Linked DNA regions of Homo sapiens: region 2 is linked to region 1. A link is a contact called in ENCODE Hi-C or POLR2A ChIA-PET data. All regions are on one chromosome and are shown on one strand. The core of a region is the stretch at or near the end of the contact, and the rest is flanking DNA. Distances in the headings are between cores, read along the strand shown. Region 1 overlaps MED13L (mediator complex subunit 13L). Region 2 overlaps WSB2 (WD repeat and SOCS box containing 2).

What was found. Hi-C counts contacts between places; a loop is a spot of excess contacts on that map. ChIA-PET counts read pairs that join two places held with the same protein, here RNA polymerase II (POLR2A). Pooled maps may share reads with other maps.
Region 2: a loop to region 1 is called in a pooled map, with 8 times the contacts of the local background. The contact joins two enhancer-like sites. A Hi-C loop is called at or near these places in 1 of 50 pooled maps. POLR2A ChIA-PET finds 5 or more read pairs at or near these places in 2 of 52 experiments (A673 and activated naive CD4-positive, alpha-beta T cell).

The regions. Positions count from the first base shown.
Region 1 is chr12:116,161,328-116,168,455 of GRCh38, reverse strand. All of the region lies in intron 2 of MED13L (mediator complex subunit 13L), which reads left to right. Among named protein-coding and RNA genes, the nearest start is that of MIR620, 16 kb to the right of the region's middle. Within about 2 kb of position 3,399, at least 4 of the 41 ENCODE cell types and tissues checked have a DNase peak (open chromatin) inside an H3K27ac peak, as active enhancers do.
Region 2 is chr12:118,046,634-118,054,298 of GRCh38, reverse strand. WSB2 (WD repeat and SOCS box containing 2) reads left to right here. Exons shown (of 9, transcript NM_018639.5): 2 at 1,821-1,989. Among named protein-coding and RNA genes, the nearest start is that of WSB2, 11 kb to the left of the region's middle. RefSeq lists an enhancer at 1,226-2,425. Within about 2 kb of position 1,703, at least 31 of the 41 ENCODE cell types and tissues checked have a DNase peak (open chromatin) inside an H3K27ac peak, as active enhancers do.

The sequences.
Region 1 (7,128 bases), core at 2,150-4,649:
GAAGGCCTGTTAGTGTATTCACAGTAGTGAATTTCTGTGATACCTCTCTCTATTATCTAGTGTTGTGTTTGACAGTTAATAGCTTCTCGTCACCTTGTACCTCTTGTACCTTTTTTTTTTTTTTGCCAGAAAAATGTTTATTAAGCACAAGACACTATTCGTGGAGTTAAATAAAAGGCATGTTACTTCTATTTAATGCTCTTCTCTGTTTGTTCTCATTATTAATTTAATTCTTTGTAACATATAGGGTTTATAAATAAAAATTTCTTTTTTTTGAACTTTGAAAGGTATATTCATGTGACTCTTTGTTTCATACTTCTGGTAGTCTATAGTACACAAGATTAGATTGGTTCAGTAGGTGATGGTGATAGGATTGACACATGTGGCTTAGCTATCTATGAAAATAAAGTGTTTAGGAAAATTGCATGTGGCGAATCACTATAAAGTGTTAAAATGATTTTTATTTTTTTTAAAGCTAGCATTTTATCTTCAATATTTCAAATGTGAAAAGTGCTGTCTAGAAAATGTCATTCCTTTGAATAAACATCATTAAATAAACTTGTTTGTTGATTCATATAGATTTGTATTAAATATAGTCCATCAATTCTAGGCACAAAAGGCCATGTTATAGCTATTAGCATGATCAATACATGTCAAAAGGAAATGTTAGCAATTAAGCAATAATGAAAAAGTCAAGAAAATAAAAATCTAGGTGAAGAAAGACTACACTGGAATATCTGCATGGCAGTAGCAGTCTTTCTTAGGGTAGCTAAACTTAAATGGCTACCATTGGAGAATTATAGTTAGGTCTCTCCACAGCACTCATGTCCTAATGGAGTATAGTACACAGAATATGATGAATTGATTTTTTTTTGACACCTCAAAGTGATCTCCACATAAAATAAATACTTGTAAGTGATGGCCCTTACTGAACGAACAAGATATTTTTAAAGTATAAATATTGTGGGGAAACGTTAAACCTCCAAATCTGTAAGTCAACATAGCTCTAAAGAGGAAAAATTAATGTTACACAGTATCTACTGGCCTGTCAATTGTTACATTTTTAAAAATAGAGCATTGTATACTTAATAGACTGGCATCAAATCTTTTGTACCCTGTATTTTTTGATCAAACAGTTGTTTAAACTGCTTGTATTCGAGGGATGCTTTTCATTTGTAAACATAATATTAATCTTGCCAACAATTCCATACCCTAGTATCTTTTTATTGTAACAATAAAATATATTCTTCTCTATAAAACATTTATGCTCTTTGAAGAGTTTCTTTTCTGCCTGAGGTTTCTTTTTAATCAATTTGTCTATCTCTTTATCTTTACAAACTCATCTTTAATCTTTTGTTTCTTTAAAACAGTCTGGTTTTTAAAGATTTTAGTTTTGAACATCGAATTTTGTGATATAAATTTATGGGGTCATGTATGAAGAATTTTGTCTTCATACTTGAAGTCAAAGGATGAAAAATTTGATCCCTAAAGAGTTCTTTTCACAATTTTTAAATTTCAATAAAATAAAGAATGGTAGGACTGTGATTGAAAAATGTGATACTAAATTTTTCTATTGAATGATGCATATTTATTTTTAAAATCCTTCTCTGTACTTATTCATTCAACAAATATTTATTAAGTGCTCAGTTTGTGCCAGCCACTATAGTAAGCACTGTGGAGTAAAAACAAACTTGGTCTGTGCAATCTTTGGATTTAGGTTATTGGCAGGGTAGGAGGCAGGTATTAATAAAATAACACAAAACTGCAGTGAAGACAAGTATGATTATGAGCAGTATGGTGCTGTATAGATAATATGGTGATTTGACTTAATAAGAGGCCAGAAAAATGGTTTGTTTATTTATTTATTTATTAATGACAGAGTCTTGCTCTGTTGCCCAGGCTGGAATGCAGCATTGCAATCTTGGCTCACTGCAGCCTCAGCGTCCCGGGCTCAAGTGATTCTCATGCCTTAGCCTCCCGAGTAGTTGGGACTACACGGGCCAGCGCCTGGCTAATTTTTGTATTTTTAGTAGAGATGGCTGTATTAGGCAGGATTCTCTTAGAGGGACAGAACTTCTGCCTGCTTTATACTTGCTGGAAGCTGATGAGATTGTGCCCACCAGATTAAGGGTGGATCTGCTTTCCCCAGCCCACTGACTCAAATGTTAATCTCTTTTGGCAACACCCACACAGACACACCCAGGATTAATACTTTGTGTCCCTCTATCCAATCAAGTTGACACTCAGTATTAGCCATCACAGTGAGGTTTTACCATGTTGCCCAGGCTGTTCTTCACCTCCTGGCCTCAAGTGATTCTCCTGCCTCAGCTTCCCAAGGTGCTGGAATTACAGGCATGAGCCACTGCGCCTGACCAGAAAAGTGGTTTACCTGATAAAGTGGCATTTGAACTGAGATCTGAAAGTAGAATATACTTGAAGTAGATGAAGAGAGGAATGACAATATTTTATAGCAGAAAGGACAGCAGCCCTTGGTGGCAGGAGGCATGTTGTATTCCAGGAACGAAAGACCAATGCAGCTGTAGTGGAGAGAATACCTGAGAGCATGTGATCAGATGAGGCCCACCTGAGGGCAGATAGGGCTAGACTAGGCATAGTGTAGCCACAAAAGGGCTTTCAGTCAGTGATAAGGATTTGGGTCTTTATCTTAAAAAGACAAGGAGAATCCATGTTACATATTTTAAGCAGGAATTGAAGGTGGGGTCTTGAGGAAGGTGAGTGGTTGGGCAACGAGACAGGAATGGTGAAACTCTGTTAGTCTACAATGTGCAAGGTGGCAGAAGTGCATGCCAAAAGTGGACATAGGCAGGCCAGGTGCGGTGGCTCACGCCTGTACTCCTAGCACTTTGGGAGGCTGAGGCGGGGGGGATCACGAGGTAAGGAGATAGAGACCATTCGGCTAACACAGTGAAACCCCATCTCTACTAAAAATACAAAAAGTTAGCTGGGCTTGGTGGCGGGCGCCTATAGTCCTAGCTGCTTGGGAGGCTGAGGTAGGAGAATGGCGTGAACTCGGGAGGCAGAGGTTGCAGTGAGCTAAGATCGTGCCACTGAACTCCAGCCTGGGTGACAGAGTGAGACTCCGTCTCAAAAATAAACAAACAAAAAAGTGGACATAGGCATTCTAGTCAGAAAGTTTGTCTAGTAGTCAAAAAAAAAAAAAAAAAAAAAAAAAAAAGGATGGTGCCTACTTCATTGCCTTAAGCCCTTTCTATCTTGGACAGAACCTCAGAGGGGCCCAGATATTTTCTTGGAGACAGATTCTGTCATGTTTTTGTGTCAGGAGTCTGAATGTCAGTTCTTCCGAAGTTTTACTGCAGCACTAGTGCTGAAGACTGCTGTACTTGTTTGGATGATTAATACTGACTCATAATCCAAAAGCAGGTACATGAAGACTATAATATTCTTAACCATGTATTGCAGATATGCTTTTGGAAGCTGATTCAAAAAACTTACATGAGTACAAGGTGATCTTTAATTGGTTTATGCTCCAGCTACACTTTTTGCTTGTTATTGCTGTGGCAGTGAAAATTCTGACATGAACAAAAGACTGAAAGTAAACATAACTTGAAATATTTATTAGTATAGAGTGGTTCTTGAATTGTATATTTGCTATAGCCTACATTTCAGGCTAAAATTCATTCTATACCTAGGCTTTAACATCTGTTTCTTGGTGCTTTCTTTGTAACTAGCAATACTCTGAAAAGACAGTGTGACATCGGTTAGCAGTTACATCACCAGTCTGTGATGTCGTGTGTGTAATTGTCAGTGGTCAATCCATGGTGCTGTGTGAAATTATACTTAAGCTATAGTGGAAAACTAGTGTCCTCTTCCTTGGCAACTGTGACCAAGTGTGGGAGATAAGCCTGAAGGCTTTAACTGAATAGCCATCTGTTTAAAGCGTCTGGTTTTAAATGTAGCAGCTCATGTCACATCAGTCAGAAAAGGCTCCTGCAGCTGCAGCAGCCTCTGTTTCAGTTAAATAAATAAACAAAATGTGTTTCTTTTTTGTATTTTGTTATTATGTTCCTAAGTCTCCTTTTTTGTTGTTGGTTTTTTTCTTTCATACTTACAAGATTTTGGTTGAGGAAGTTGAATTGTTGATAGGTGGGGTCACCTCATGAGTTAATTATTTGAGATTGTTTAAATACATTTTTATATCTGTCTCTGAAATAACAAAAGTGAAGCTTTGTGGTAAGAAACTATTCAGTTTTTTTATTTGATATGCACTTTCATGTGTCTTGGTGCATAGTGCTGATGGGAAAAGAATGAAATATATGATGAAATACTGTGCTTGAAGAGCAGCAAGCATTGAACCCAGTCATAGCTCGTGAACTTGTGAATGGACCTGTTTCTTTTTAAGTATGTGAAAATTTCTGGGAAATATTCTGATGAATTTTACATAGGTCATCTCTTACTATTGAACTTAAAATATTTCCCTTTTTCTCCCAAGAAGAACATTTTCAGTTTTACTTCTTTTGTCCTGTGCTGCCTTCAGTGAATGAAGAAAATTACTGCTTTATTCATTTGATATTATGGCATTGAAGTATACCATTATTGTGAATTTGATTTCTCTAGTATAGGCTTAGCAATTTGAAGATATTACTGGGAGATTGGCTTATATTAGGAAATAGTCTCCTTTATAAAAAAATTCAAAAACGCAATTTCAGCTTAATTCATCTCTAAGCAGTTATTATGTATGATATGTGTACTTCTCTATTTAGAAGGGCTTTACTATGAATTTTTGTAAATACCCTTTTCAATACACTTAAAAATTCTTCACCTTGGCCAGGCACAGTGTAATCCCAGCACTTTGGGAGGCCGAGGCAGGTGGATCATGAGGTCAGGAATTCGAGACCAGCCTGACCAACATGGTGAAACCCTGTCTCTACTAAAAGTACAAAAATTAGCTGGGTGTGGTGGTGCACACCTGTAATCCCAGCTACTCAGGAGGCTGAGGCAGGAGAATCACTTGAATCTGGGAGGCAGAGGTTGCAGTGAGCCGAGATCGCACCATTGCCCTCCAGCGTGGGTGACAGAGCAAGACTCTGTCTTAAAAAAAAAAAAAAAAAAAATTCTTCACCTATAAACAGTGCAATTATTCATGAATTTTTATTATATAAAGATATATATTTAATGTCATATACTTGATAGGGCTTTTTAACTAATAAGGATGATAGTGCAATTAGCTTATTGATTTGTAAATACCTGCCTCTGGTGTCTTCTATCATACCTAAACCTTTGTTTTGATTCATGAATATATTAGGCAGTTTTGTTTGTATTTTGTAACTATTTGAGAAGAAATAGTTTAAGCAAAAGTAATCTTCAGTCTTGCCATTGTCCCAAGTCATAAAAAATTCTGAAATAATTGTATTTTGCATTAAAAATGTCTTTATTTAAACTCGGCATGGTGGCCTGAGTTGTAGTCCCAGCTACTCTCAAGACTGAGGTGGAAGGATCACTTGAGCCCAGGAGTTTGAATCTAGTCTGGCCTAGACAATATAACAAGACCTTGTCTCTTTATTTATTTTTTATCTTTATTTTTAAAAGTCTTGATTTAATAAGACTTCAATGATCAGTTCAACTTGAATTTTTACCATTTAAAATGTTAAGACGTAGTAAAAGAGAAAAATAGAAAAAGTCACTTGACATAAAAGTATAACTTACGAGGAATTGTATATACAAATTAGTGGTCAAGATAACAGATTGATCATATTATTTTCCAAATAGGTTTATTTGGAGATATGTGAATTTTATTGTTTCTGAAGTAATTTTATAGTTACTGTCTAGTACTTAATTCTTCTCAAAACATTGATTAAATAATTTCTAGGTTAAGTTGGAAACATGTGATAACATTAAAAAATTTAAAATGTCTTTGGGCCTGAAAGATTATGCCTTTACATTCAACATGAAATCCATGGATGGAGTTTATATAAATAACCATGTAGGCTTACCAATCCTTAACCCTCTTGTATTAGTCCATACTCACATGGATATTTCCATATCCACTTTTACTCTTGTGTCAAAAGACAAAATTAAAACTCATTTAGTTATGTATCTAATTGGCTTTTATTCTCGATTCATGAATCGGTGCAGCCTCCATTCTAATAGAATCACAGCTTCTACTGGGCAATGGCAGACTATTGGGTTTTGTGAGGTGGGAATGAGGAAACATAACAATGGGGAAAATAAGCTGATTAGTTAACAATAGATTACTTCAGTTTACTTTTTTTTTATAAGGGTTAAAGCAGAGGGGACTTTCTTGTTCTGACTCAGGTAGGCTAGAATCTCCTGTTTTTAGGAAAAACTCGTCTGTTTTGGGATCTATCTGCTTTCTTACAGTTGCAGTTTGATTATATGACATTTGGCATGAGTGACTCCACTTTGTTAACACTTGAAAGGTTATTATTCCCATATGGAGTATTCACATGGATGTAGCCATTGTCAGTTATACAAGATCGTGTTTCTTTTCTTTGCCCCCCTGCCCCCGTCACCTAAGAACTTGTTAGATATTCCATTTCTTTTTTTAAAAAAAGATACAGTGAGTAAAGGTGATAGAGAGCATATGGATAAATAGTGAAGAAGCTTGATGAGGGGAGTGGTTAGGTTAGAAACACAAGGGAATTTACTCAGGTTAAAACACTGTCATTTTATATTCAAGCCAATATATATTTGTTTTGTTAGCGTTGACGTAATTTTTTTCTGGGAAGGCTTTCCTGACCTCTGGTTTGAGTAAGCAGCTCCTCCTATGTGTTTTAGTCAGCACTCTTGGCTTAATCCATAGTAACTTTTGCTTGTTTGCATTGTAGTTGGTTATATCTGTCTCCTATAGCTTGTGGGCTCACTTTGACGGGGAGAGGCCTTGTTCTATTCATCATTAATCCTCAGGGTCTAGCACCTAGTAAATACTCAGTAAATATTTATTAAATGTAATTGCTTTATCTGATTTCTTATTGATATTTTTTGGAGCAGCAGTGTTGCGGGAGGTCATGTTAATTTAATCAAAGTAAAAAGAATTTGGGGGTTAGTACTGGAAGGTGGTTGGGAAGTGTATATATATATATTTCCAAACTCTTTAGATTTTCAAACTTTGTTCTCCTGAGGACTTTG
Region 2 (7,665 bases), core at 454-2,953, 1.9 Mb before region 1:
CTGCTTCAGCTTCCCGAGTAGCTGGGACTGCAGGTGCCCGCCACCATGTCTGGCTAATTTTTTTTTTTTTTTTTTTTTTTTGGATTTTTAGTAGAGACATGGTTTCACCATGTTTGCCAGGCTGGTCTTAAACTCCTGTCCTCAAGTGATCTGCCTGCCTTGGCCTCCCAAAGTGCTGGGATTACAGATGTGAGCCACTGCACCTGGCAAAAATATTTTATAAATATACACATATGCATCTCTACCATCTGTTTTATTGAATCCAAGATACCATGGATTGTATTATCATCATGTATAACTGAGAAAAAAATACTACCTATTTAACTATGAAAAGTCATTGATTATAAGATACATCCTGATTTCAGCGAGGTCAAAATGTAAGATATATAAAGATGTGTCTTAAAATATATGAAATACGGGTTTTAAAAATGAATATCTATCTGGTAACAGCCAGGGTCAAAGTCTTCCACATTCCACATTCCTTGTGTGGAATGGACACATCAGGAAGTGACCTTATTCAGGATGGAAGCCAGTTTTTATATTAGTAAGTATCACAGTCATAATGGTCAAAAAATTCATTCTGAAGGCCTTTAACTTATAAGCTTCATCAGCCATGAGAATCTTCCATCAGAGTAGAGAACTGAACTAGGAACTGTGGGTCAGTCAATGAAGAAGCTCCAATCTGGTGCCTACTCTTTCACAAGATGGTGTGCTAGGTCCTGGGAGAAACAAAGACAAAATGATCTGGGTGTTGGAACAAGGTGCTTAGACACTGATGACGAGGGCGGGGGGCAGAGAGAAATTGGTTACATAAGAGAGAATGAAATAAACAAGGTGCGACTTATTTCCGTTTTGATAGTGTGAGATCAGGGTACGCTTCTTAGTTGTGAATCTAGGTGGGATTATTACTTTTTTCTTTCTTTCTTGTTACTTTGAGAAGCTAGGGATTCTCATAAGCAAAAGTGGGTCCAGGTGTGAACGTAAATAAGCCCCTTGCATGTCAAGGAGATTTTGTGGCCAGAGTGTGGCCTGCAGGGAGGGGACAAGGGAAGGAGGTTGGACCGATGGGCTGGGGCAGATGGCATGTGGTGAAAGTCCTGGTCTCAGTTGCCTTTATGATGTAGGCAGGCGGGAGCTTTCTAATGTATTTGAAAGAAATGATGTGATGTGTGGGTATTTCAGCTTTAGCAGCATCTCTAGGGGTAGGAAGACTGATCAGGAGACTGTAGCAAAAGATCTGGGTGAGATGAGATGAAGGTTTAACCCCAGACAGAGGACGTGGAAGCGGGAGAGATGGGGAGATGGAATCCATACTTCTGAGTGTGAGGAAGCAGGGCAAGGGCTGAACGTTTTTAGCCTTGATGATGGGGAGGATGCAGGCGAGTGAGAGGGAGCCTTTGAGTTTCACATATTCCTTCTTTGACAGCAGCAGGTTCTTCTGAAGAAACCTGAAATGCATTGGAAGGCCTTGCTATTTTGGCCCCATAATCAGCACCGTCTAGCATATTCCTGGTCTGGCTGTCTCTCCACTTTCCTCCCCTTCAAGTATTCATAGGAAAATGAGGCCTCCATTCACTGGGTTCATGGGCACAAAGGTTACTGTGAGTCATGGTTAACCAGCAGTGAGGAGTGCCAGGATTGAGTAACCGTGGTGGAATGTGGCCTGTGGCTGCTGTTATTGCCCTGGGTCATTTAAGTGACAACTCCCTCTGGGAATGGATAGTGTGGCTCTTTGCCACAGGGAGACAGTGGCTTTCCTGTGTCTGGGTGGTCAGGGAGCAAGGGGGTGTGTGTTTGAAGCATGTTGTCTCCTGCCCCAGAGGAACCGCTGCTGCTGGCCGAACTCAAGCCCGGGCGCCCCCACCAGTTTGATTGGAAGTCCAGCTGTGAAACCTGGAGCGTCGCCTTCTCCCCAGATGGCTCCTGGTTTGCTTGGTCTCAAGGACACTGCATCGTCAAACTGATCCCCTGGCCGTTGGAGGAGCAGTTGTAAGTATTCTCGTACTGGGGCCCCATCCGGCGCATTTCCAAACACTCCTTGTTCTTTTGCCATCTCTGTGCCCAAGAACCAGAGAGAGGGAAGGTGGCTCATGGTTCAGGAATTGATCATGGGGGTTTCCAGAGCCCCAAGTTCTGTATATGTGAAAGTCAATTCTGTCAAGATTATGTTAGCCCCAAGTTGGCTTTTTTTCCCATAGCTTTATTGAGATGTAATTTATATACCACACAGTTTGTCCATTTAAGTATACAATACAGTGGCTTTTAGTCTATCCACAGAGTTGTGCATCCATCACCATCATCAGTCTTACTTTATTTATTTATTTTTTGAGACAGTCTCCCTCTGTCTCCTAGGCTGGAGTGCAATGGCGCAATCTTGGCTCACTACAACCTCTGCCTCCTGGGTTCAAGCGATTCTCCTGCCTCAGCCTCCTGAGTAGCTGGGATTACAGGCACACACCACCACGCCTGGCTAAGTTTTGTATTATTAGTAGAGACGAGGTTTCGCCATGTTGGCCAGGCTGGTCTCAAACTCCTGACCTCAAGTGATTCACCCACCTCGGCCTCCCGAAGTGCTGGGATTACACATTTCTCCCATGAGCCACTGTGCCTGGCACATAATCAATTTTAGAATATCTTTATTTCCTCAGAAAGAAACCCTGTACCCCTTAATTTAGATCCCCCAACCCCCCTGCACTCTCCAGGCAACCACTAATCTACTTTGTCTCTCTAGATTGGCCTATTCTAGACATTTCCTATTAATGGAGTCATACAACACGTAGCCTTTTTTGACTAGCTCCTTTCATTTTACATAATGTTTTCACAGTTCATCCGTATTCTAGCATATACTAGTATTTCATTTCCTTTTATTGCATCATATGGAGATGCCAAATTTTGTTCGTACATTTATCAGTTGATGGACATTGGGTTGTTTTCATGTTTTGGTTATTACAAATAGTGCTGCTATGAACATTTATAGAAAACCTGTGTTTTCTATGTTTAACTATTTGAGGAGGTGTCAGACTGTTTTCCAGAGTGGCTGCACCATTTTACTTTCCCACCAGCAGTGGATTCAGGTTCCAGATTCTCTACATCCAGCCGTTGTTATTGTCTGTCTTTTTTTATTATCCTAGCAGGCAGCCATCCTAGTGGTATGAAGTGGCATTTCATAGTGGTTTCGATTTGCATTTCCTTGATGGCTATGGATGTCAAGCGTCTTTTCTTTCTTTCTTTTTTTTTTTCTTTTTTTGAGACAGAGTCTCACTCTGTTGTTCAGGCTGGAGTACAGTGGCATGATCTCAGCTTATTGCAACCTCCACCTCCTGGGTTCAAGCAATTCTCCTGCCTCAGCCTCCCAAGTAGCTGGGACTACAGGCACATACCACCACGCCTAGATAATTTTTGTATTTTTAGTAGAGACGAGATTTCACTATGTTGGCCAGGCTGGTCTCAAACTCCTGACCTCAGGTGATCCACCTGCCTTGGCCTCCCAAAGTGTTGGGATTACAGGTGTGAGCCACCACACCTGGCCGAGCATCTTTTCAGGTGCTTACTGGTCCTTTGTATACGTTCTTTGGATAAATGTCTACTCAGAGCCTTTGCTCGTTTTTGTCTTTTTATTATCAACCAAGTTTATTTTATTCATTTATTTTTTTTGAGAGAGAGAGAGGGTCTTGCTCTGTTGTCCAGGCTTGAGTGCAGTAGCTCAGTCACGGCTCACTGCAGCCTCAACCTGCTGGTCTCAAGCTATCCTCCTGCCCTAGCCTCCCAAGTACCTGATACTACAGGCGCGCCACCATGCCCAGCCAACTTTTAAATTTTTTGTAGAGACAGGGTCTTGCCTAGGCTGGTCTTGAACTCCTGGCCTCAAGAAATCCTCCCGCCTCAGCCTCCCAAGTAGCTGGGATTACAGGTGTGAGCCATGGCGCTTGGCCAAGTTTAGTTTCTAATACCAGTTTTTCTTTCTTTGGGATGGACAAGCCCCAGTGTCAGAATGCCGTGAGCTCCCATTCAGATGGCCCAGCATCTGTATGTTTTCATTTGTCCCAGGGCAACTCTATGTCTGTATTTATTCATTCAGCCAGCCTTGGTTGCGTAGTTTCTTTTTTTTTCTTTTGAGATGGAGTCTCGCTCTGTCGCCCGGGCTGGAGTGCGATGGTGCGATCTCGGCTCACTGCAACCTCCACTTCCCTCCTGCCTCAGCCTCCTGAGTAGCTGGGATTACAGGCATGCGCCACCACCCCTAGCTAATTTTTTTGTATTTTTAGTAGAGATGGGGTTTTACTATGTTGGCCAGCCTTGGTTACATAGTTTCTTTGCGTAACACTGAGTTAGGGACTGAGAGTCGTTAGATAAATCAGACATGGCCCTTGCCCTTGAGGCTTTCATTTATTTTTCTTTAAGCATTTTTTATAAATAACATTAGATTTAAGGTTTTTATAAGTTGGATATGAAACTTGCCTTGATAAGAGGGAATGTTGACAGGAGTTTGTTGAGATGGGTACTCTGCATGCTGCTAGAGTTGAGGGGGATAAATTTGTGCAGTTTTTGGAAGGAAGCCTGGCAAAATGCATCAAGGACCTGAAAAATGTTCTTCTGGGCTGGGCGCGGTACCTGATGCCTGTAATCCCAGCACTTTGGGAGGCCGAGGCAGGCAGATCACTTGAGGTCAGGAGTTTGAGACTAGTCTGGCCAACATGGTGAAACCCTGTCTCTATTAAAAATACAAAAAGTTAGCCAGGTGTGGTGGTGTGCACCTGTAATCCCAGCTACTCAGGAGGCTGAGGTAGGAGAATCGCGTGAACCTGGGAGGCGGAGGTTGCAGTGAGCTGAGATCGCGCCACTGCACTCCAGCCTGGGTAACAGAGCGAGATTCCATCTCAAAAAAAAAAAAATCTCAGAAATGGTGTCATCTATTTATATACACTGATCTTCATCATGAAATTAGTTGCATGTTAAGAAAATTGGAAACAGTTTGAAATCCAGGGATGAGAGGATGGTTACGAAAATTTTACCATTTCCATATGATATTTTTGCAGCCATCAAATTTTGTTATGTGTTTTTAATCAGAGTTTTCAGTTTCTTCTGTGGTCAGTTTAATGATAATGCCAAGGTCATACATTGTTTACTAATTCCCTACCTGAAATACAAGGGATGCACCTTCATTTCTAGACTTGACATGTAAGTAAATTTACTATATGAATTATAAATTCTATAGTCTGCTCTTTTTAAAAAGCACAACATGGAAGATCTGTCAGTTTCCTGAAAATCACTCTTGTTTTCAAATTTGTATAGATAAATATGTCTTTTTTCTGTCACATGACCTAGAGCTGCTCCCGGGTAGAAGGAAGGGCCTGGGCTTGCATCTCCCTAAGGGCACTGTGGGTGGCTCAGGGTCTAGTGTGGAGCATGTGTCGGTTGGGGAAAGCTCCTTTACTTTAATTACTGGTATCAGTAAATGAAAACAATAACAATTTTTTTTTCTGAATCCTATTTCTGAACAAACCATAAATTTAAATCCTATTTCTGAACAAAACATAAATTTGTATAGATGAATATATCTTTTCACTATTAGCTAAGGAAAATGAAAAAAGGTATTTGAGTATTAACCATTTTTTTTCATATTTATTATTTAACATAATGAGCAAAGTGTTATTGTTTCATATGTTAAGTGAGAAGTTACTGGTTTTGGAGAAAAATCACATTTTTTTTTTTTTTTGAGAGAGTCTTGCTCTGTCATCCAGGCCAGAGTGTAGTGGCGCATCTCGGCTCACTTTAACCTCTGCCTCCTGGATTCAAGTGGTCCTCCTGCTTCAGCCTCCTAACTGGGATTACAGGCGTGTGCCACCACACTCAGCTAATTTTTTTGTATTTTTAGAAGAGACAAGTTTTCACCATGTTGCCCAGGCCAGTCTTTGACTCCTGGCCTCAAGGGATCTACCTGCCTTGGCCTCCCAAAGTGCTGGGATTACAGGCGTGAGCCATTGCACCTGGCAAAATCACATATTTTGAAGAACAGTATTCTGAGGAAATGTTTGCAGTATGAGGCTTATTGAAAAAAAACAGGCTATATGGCCGGGTGCGGTGGCTCACGCCTGTAATCCCAGCACATTGGGAGGCAGAAGTGGGAGGATCACTTGAGGCTAGGAGTTCTAGATCAGCATGGGCAACGTAACAAGACTTGGTTTCTACAAAAAAGTTTTAAAAATTAGCCTGGCGTGGTGGCAGGTGCATGTGGTCCTAGCTACTCAGGAGGCTGAGATGGGAGGATCACCTGCACCCAGGAATTAGAGGCTGCAGTGAGCTCTGATCATACCAGGCCACTCCAGCCTGGGCAACAGTAAGACACTGTCTCTTAAAAAAACAAAAAAAAGCAGTTTGTAAAACCATGTATGCAGTATGATATCAGATTTGTTTTTAAAAGACATTTGTGTATATACACAAAAATTTATAGTGAGACGTTTAGAATGGTGGTGTTAGGATTATAGGTAATTTTTACTTTGTCTCATTTTCACATTTCTCCCATGTTTCGCTACTATTTTTATTTATTATTTTTATAATTTAAAATAATCGGGCTTTTTGGGGGGCAGAGAAAAGGTCTTGCTCTGTCACCCAGGCTGGAGTACAGTGGCATGATCATAGCTCACTGCAGCCTTGAACTCCTTGTCTCAAGTGATCCTCCCACCTCAGCTTCCTAAAGGCGTAGCCGCCACACCCTGCCAACAATAGCTATTTTAAAAGTATTTTAAAAGAGAGAATTTGGGGCATTTATATTCTAGTTAGGGTAGTTATACATTTTTTAAAAATCATGTAGTGCTTTTGATATTGAGCAAATAATTGATATTAACCAAATAATTATACTGCTTTTTGAAATAAAGTTTTTAGAAACTTTAACTTCAGTGAAGCTAAATTCTGCCAATGAATCTGTCTTGCCTCATCAGCTCTTTCCCACGGTACGACCTCCCTGCTTTTCACGTAACTCATCCCTTGATTCATTAGCAAACTCAAAGTATTTGTTGAGCATTAGGCCAGGATACCTAAGACCTTAGTTCCAGTTCTGCCCCTGATTTTGTGACCCCAGGAAAGTTAATAACCCATAAAATGGAGATTTTAGTATCTCTTTCTAGAAAAATTAAATTTAGGATATTAAAATGAAATAATAAATATGCCTTAATTCTTTTGGAATAAAGTAGCTACAGGTGTATTCCTTAATTCAAATACAGAAATTAGGGCCAGGTTTGGTGTCACACGCCTGTAATCTCAGCACTTTGGGAGGCTGAGGTGGGGTGGATTGCTTGAGGCCAGGATTTAGTGACTAACCTGGGCAGCATAGTGAGACCCTGTCTCTGCAAAAATTAAAAAATTAGCTGGGTATGGTGGCATGCGCCTGTAGTCCCAGCTACTCAGGAGGCTGAGATGGAAGGACTGCTCGAGCCCTGGAGTTCAAGGCTGCTGTAAGCTATGGTCACACCACTGCACTGCAGCCTGGGTGCCAGAGAGAGACCCTGTCTTTAAAAAAAACCAAAATAAATAAAACAAATACAGAAATCAGGATTTTATAACAAATAAAACAAATTTAACTGGTGGTTCCAAGCTGTCTTAAACCTCTTCCCATAGCCTGCCTCTTAAGTGCTGCTTCTCGTGACAACAAACTCAGGGGCCAGTGCC